Linked DNA regions of Homo sapiens: region 2 is linked to region 1. The links are chromatin loops, found by intact Hi-C in ENCODE. Cell type or tissue: heart left ventricle. All regions are shown on one strand. Links, peaks and the distances in the headings refer to the core of each region. The heading gives the core; the rest is flanking DNA. Region 1 overlaps LOC105379013 (a long non-coding RNA gene). Region 2 has its middle 130 kb from the start of PIK3R1.

Region 1 (2,921 bases), core at 313-2,812:
TTCCTGAGCCACCTCTCACACCTGGACACCTTATACTCTATCCTTTGCCTTTTCAGCATTTGTCTTTGTCATCACCTAATTAAGCATTTAATGTTAATGATTAACTGAAGGTCAGATTCCCTCCCTAGACTATAAGCTCCATGAGGACAGGGACCATGGCTGTTTGGTTCACCACTATAGCTTATCATAGGGCCTGACACAAGTTTTGACTGATTATCCTTTGTTCTGGGCTGGAGGGACAGGCAGAGGGGAAACTTAAAGAAAAATAGAGATGTTTTCCAGGCTTTTGAGCAGGTTTACAGATTTCATTTTAGACGAAAATCTTTACATTTCAGCAGTTGACCATCTGTCATACCATTAAGGCAGTATCTCTTGCAGGTGAAGATACAGCAAAAAGTTGGGCAATTTTAAAAAAAAAATCTGGTTTATGTAAAGAACAAAATCTGAAAGAGAAAAAAACAAAAGAAAGCTTCCCTGTTTTTTTCAACAAGGAGTTTCATGAAAAAAATAATAAAAGGAGGGAAGAAACCATGCTAGATTAAAGAGCTTTAAGGGACATAATACTAGATGCAATGCAGGGCCCTAGGTTTGAGTTCGGTTTGGACAAACCAACTGGAAAGGACATTTTTGGGGACGAGCAGGAGGAATTTGAATACAGACTGGGTTTTAGATAAGATGAAAATTTATTGGCAAGGAAAGATGGAGATCATTAACTAAAAAAAGCAGGTTACAAACAGCATGTACAACATGATCTCATTTTGGTAAAAATATGTATATGTATATTTATACACGCATAGAAAAAGCTTTAAGGATATACACACAGGTGTTAACAGTGGTAATCTATGGGTGGTAGGAATATGGTGCTATCGTTTTCTTATTTTTCTTTATCTGAATTTATAACTTTCGACAAGGCACAAATGCTGCTTTTGTAATAATAAAAATTAAAACATGAATTCATTTTAGAAAATTTTAAAGCAGGCTTAAGCAGACCCAGATTTTCACTGAAAGCTGTCCAGGACATTTTTTCTACGTCCTCCACCTTAGAAATGAATAATGTGTCCCAACTTCTGAGTAGGTCTCCGCATGAAGGATTAAAAATTTTTGCAGTCCTTGAACTAAAAGTGAATCAATCAGATATTGAGCATGCATACATTTTCCACTAGCAATGTCAGTAAAGGACCTTCACATCAGTAGCAGGAAAGGTTGCAAGAAAGTAACCCTCACAGGAGGTGCTCACATCATTACCAGGCAACTTCTACACAGCCATTTCCCACTCTAGTGGAAAAATCCACAGTTCATCAACTGTTAAGGATAGTAAGTACATAGAAAATTTAGAAAATGCGGAGTTCCAATGTTATCTGAGAAGTGAAGGAAAGAGAGTTTTGAAGAAAACCATAAAAGACTAGAAAGGTCACCACTGGACACTATTAAGCTGAATATCAGGGATTTGTAACCAAGCCCCAGCCTTATCCCAAAGGAACTGGAAAAGTTCCCAGCCATGGTGGTCCTTATATTCTTTATCTGTAAAATTAGGTCTAGATGAAGTCTAACATTTTTATTTGCTTCACAGCATGGTTCATTACATAACAAAATATTATGTTGCACACTAAGTCACAACATTAAATATAATAAGAGAATTTTGCAAATATCCTCTTCCTGGATTCTTACACGGTGGAGGAAGTTGCCTGTAGAGGGCACTAGTCAGTTAATAACATCTGAATCAGTTTGACTTAAAAGCAAGAAAGGACCTTAGGGGTCACATAGTGGATCCCTCTCTTACAGAGAAGAAACTGAGCCCTAGTGAGATTAGGCGACTTGCTCAGAATCACACAGTTGGCATTTTCACAGAGCTGAGATGGAAAAAAGAACTCTGGTTCATGTTAAAAAACAAAAACCAAACCCAAAAACCTTACAAAGGCCTAGAAATTGAATTGCATTTAGTTGTTCTTTTAATGAATCACCCACCGTGAAAAATAATAAAAAGATTACCACCACCATAAAAAAGGAGACCATCCTAGGAAGCCTACTCTTCAGGACACTAGGAGACAATTAATTCCAGTGTCACTCCCAGCCACAGGGTTATTCAGTGAAATTCCCTTGGCCCATAACCATTTTGTTGATAACCTTTGCTGTCTAAACATCCCTTTGCCAAATTTACACGGCACTCAGATTGCACTGGGGGACAGGATGGTATATAAGAGAGGGGACGGACTTGTTTTTCTTCCTCTCAGCCCCATCAACAGCAGTTAAGTGTCAACCAATGGATTGGATCTACTTCATTCACTGGTTAAAATTAGGCAAACAACTGGACTGGCAATGAGGCTCCCTGAGGCTGGTGTCTGGTTATTTCAGTCACCTTACAATCAGATTAGATCTATCCACCTTGCAAGATTGCCCCTTCCTTGCCAACATACTAGAAACCAGTTTATCTGTTCAAATACTGCATATGGACCCAGACTCTGTAAAACCATGACTAGGATGTTTGATGTGTTATCTTAGGGTTTTTCTGTTTGTTGCTGTTTTGAGAAATAGACATGTAGGTGGTAACATGCTGCAGTAGAACCATCGACTTTGGAGCCCACTAGACAAGGCTTAAATTCTGCCTCCACTTGTGTGTCAGCTGGGTCTCCTCACTGTATTGCTTGACTCTGAGTATCAGATTTCTCATCACGGTATTTACCTTACAGACTGAGGATTAAAGGAGAAAGTTCATATGAAGTGCCTAGATCAGCACCTGGCACTGTACAAATGAGTCTCCCACTTGAAGAATATGGCTGGCTTTCAGAATTAGGAGAGAGTAAGCAGTAGAATTCCACCATGTAATGAATTCAAGGTCATGGCTATTGAAGGAAGGTATTGTCTTTAAAACGTCCCATGAAAAATAGCTTAGATAAACATTCTAGTAGATAAGCTTCAGAAAA
Region 2 (2,921 bases), core at 129-2,628, 120 kb after region 1:
TAGGGAAGGGAAAAGGAACTACCATTGATAGAGCCTTTACTACACCCCAGGCATAATGCCTAGTTGTCAACATCATTTAATTCTATTATCCCATTGATGAGAATCTGAGCAACTTGAATAAGAAAGTGATTACTTAAAACTTGGTTTGTGAGTCCCTGCCCTTTCTGACATCAGTAACTAGTGTTGCTAAGGCAACTCAACAGGCCCAGGTTGCCAAATCTGAGAGGAGGGGATGTCAAGAGAGACCGAGAACTCATGGCACACTACAGGAAACCCCGACTCCAAGAAAGACCTACCCAAAATAGAGGTGTGCTGATGCAAATCAGTGATCACTGCTGTTCTCAGGGTATAAGAATAGGTTGGAAACCTCTCTGGTGACTCATCAGCCTTCACAGTTGCCAGGAGTTATCTCTAGCTCTAGTCAGGCAGCCAGTCACTCCCTGGCAAAGGGAAAGCCTTTTCTCGAGAACATTCTGATCTGAAAAGGAGCTGGCTTGAGCTCATTATTCAGGGTCAGGTGGCACAATGAACTATGCTGCACCACCTCGGATGGACTTTTCTGCGGGGGTTGAGAACCAGATCAGATTGTCATAGATCCCTACCCCTTCTGGCCCAAGCCCCATGAATGGAGAAGTGGTGGGCAGTGGGTGGGAGTTGGGGGGCGGGGGCGATGAGTCTCTGAAACCAGGTAAAAACCCATTTCTCTGGGATACTTCATTGTTTAGCTAAGTGGATGAGGGCCTACAGTGCCAAGATTTGCACACTCTAGGCATCACAGGGCTGGTCCCAGATTGGCATCAGAATCCCAGATTGGGTTCTCCATTGGAAGCAGATGCCTTAAAAGGTTTCTTGGCTGACAGTGCATCCCCCAGACCACACATTTTTGTTCTCCTCTGACCATTCCAATTCAGAGCTACCTCTTCCAAGGTAGGGCTCCTTCTGACTGAAGAGACTAAGAGTAGGCGATTGGAGAAGGTTTTTAATGATGTCAGGTCTTCTGAAATATTTTCTTCTCTGGAAAGTATTCTCAAACACCAAGCTCCTGGCCTAGAACTATTAACAGAGCAGAATGTTTCTTTGGAGTGTTGAAAAGAATAGCATATGAGAGGATTATCAGTATTGGCTGGTAACATATTCTGAGGATCCAACTAGGGTTATGACATTGTGTTAGAAGCTGTGAGCAATAATGAAAATGACACCTCAAACCTTTATTATCAGATGTGGAATAGGAGTTATACATTCTGGTTTATTAAATAATAGATTTTTTTCATAATAAGAACTGCAGAGGAGAAAAGACTTTCCCTTTACCCTCTGAGAATTTGATAACTGCGTCTATAAAATACGTTGACAGCAATCACATTAACAGGAGAACAGGCAGACAAATTTATTATGTACATGGCGGCATCCCAGAAAAGAAAAGGGGATATTTGCAAAACCCAATGAGATCTAGAAATCTACATGGGCTCGTTGTAGGGGAGACAGAATGTAGGTAACTTAGGGAAGAGTAAATGATTTGAGGGAAAGAGGAATGGGTGGTAGATGAGATTCAAGGGCAGTAGTGGGCAGGCTGAGTGGGGTTTGTTGGGGATTCATGACGACTGAGTTCTTCCAAAGGATCTGTCTTTAAGCAGATAAGGGAAGTTTAGAGAAAGCCCCTTCTTGCACTAGCTGTTCCCCAAATGCCCTCAATTTGAAGTCATCAGCACACCAAAGCAGCATATTTGGGGTGGTATTTCCTAAACTCCTTCAGAACAAACATGAATGGCATGTTAGAGTTTACAGAGCACTTTCATATAAATTATGCAATTTGGTTACTCACAATTAACCTGCAAGATAAAAAATATATATATAATCTGCATTTTGTTGATGAGAAAAATGAACCTCAAAGAGGTAAGGATATTTTTTTCAAAGTTAAATAAGTATCTGGAAGTGGATTTGGGATTAAGATGAGGCATTGTTTTTTTTCTCTTCATCACAGTATCCAGGGCACTGGGGAGAAAATGGAGAGTGGCTCTTCCCTGGCCCTTACCCCTTCTCCTGGAAGAGTCCTGTGTGTTTGTGTATCTGACTTATGGGAGGTGTCCACAATCCATTTCCTCTTCCTTCTATGGCCCCTCATCCTTCAAAGGACACAGAGTTCTCTAGTGCAAAGCCCATTACCTTTAAAACACCCTGCTTCCAAAAAAATCCATACCTCTGGTTCCCAGGACTTTACCTTGGCCTGGTCATCGTCATTTCCCTTGTTTAAATGTTAAAGAAGTGGGTTGTCAGTGTGCGTGGGGTGAACCACACGGGAGAGAGACCATATTCTACCTTGCATTGGGGCCATTTTTGCCAATCACAACTTGGTTGCAATCTGTGTTCTCCTAAATTGCTTTCATAGGGACTACCTTGTCTTGCCAACTGATCACCTGTCCATAAGCATTTCAGATATGGGATTGTGTTTTATTCGTCCATGGAATTGCAGCTCCTAGAAGACATCACGATGTTAAGGGAGAGCCTTAGATAGTAAGTGTTTGATTACAATTGTCAAAAAACAAAATGATAACAAAGTTAAAGATCTTAAATTGGCTTTTATTTGTGATTCTAGAATTGGACAACACCTCACTCTATAAAATAGAACGAATGTTCTGATGAGCAGAGCAGAGGAGTTTGGTTTTGTAGATAGGAAATGGCTGAGGAAAGCAGAAACAAAACAAAATACAAATTCGTTATTTCAAAATTACTTTTCTTGTAAAGGTTAAAGCAGAGGGGACTTCTTTTTGCAGATTAAAGTTGCCCTGCTTGGTGGTTTGGCTATTATCTCTCTCATTTCTTGAAGGTCAGATAAAGATCTTAGTTTTGGCTTGGTGGTGCGAAACTTCAGCAGGAGAAGCTCCATTTCAGTTTGGTCTGTGGGGTTTAGGGCAGGGGCTCAGTCC

Evidence for each region. Peaks named below come from ENCODE experiments on the same cell type or tissue, not always from the same donor. Only the 100,000 strongest peaks of a DNase experiment are listed, where the experiment ranks them.
Region 2: a loop joins it to region 1, with 2.5 times the contacts of the local background. A loop is called at or near these places in 7 of 110 quality-filtered maps.

The regions. Positions count from the first base shown.
Region 1 is chr5:68,459,119-68,462,039 of GRCh38, reverse strand. The region is part of intron 3 of LOC105379013 (a long non-coding RNA gene); the gene reads left to right. Among named protein-coding and RNA genes, the nearest start is that of PIK3R1, 240 kb to the right of the region's middle. In heart left ventricle, for the core only: a CTCF peak has its summit at 1,672 (motif pointing right); no DNase peak of the experiment used is centred there.
Region 2 is chr5:68,341,086-68,344,006 of GRCh38, reverse strand. No RefSeq gene overlaps it. Among named protein-coding and RNA genes, the nearest start is that of PIK3R1, 130 kb to the right of the region's middle. In heart left ventricle, for the core only: no CTCF peak of the experiment used is centred there; no DNase peak of the experiment used is centred there; H3K27ac peaks cover 1,003 bases.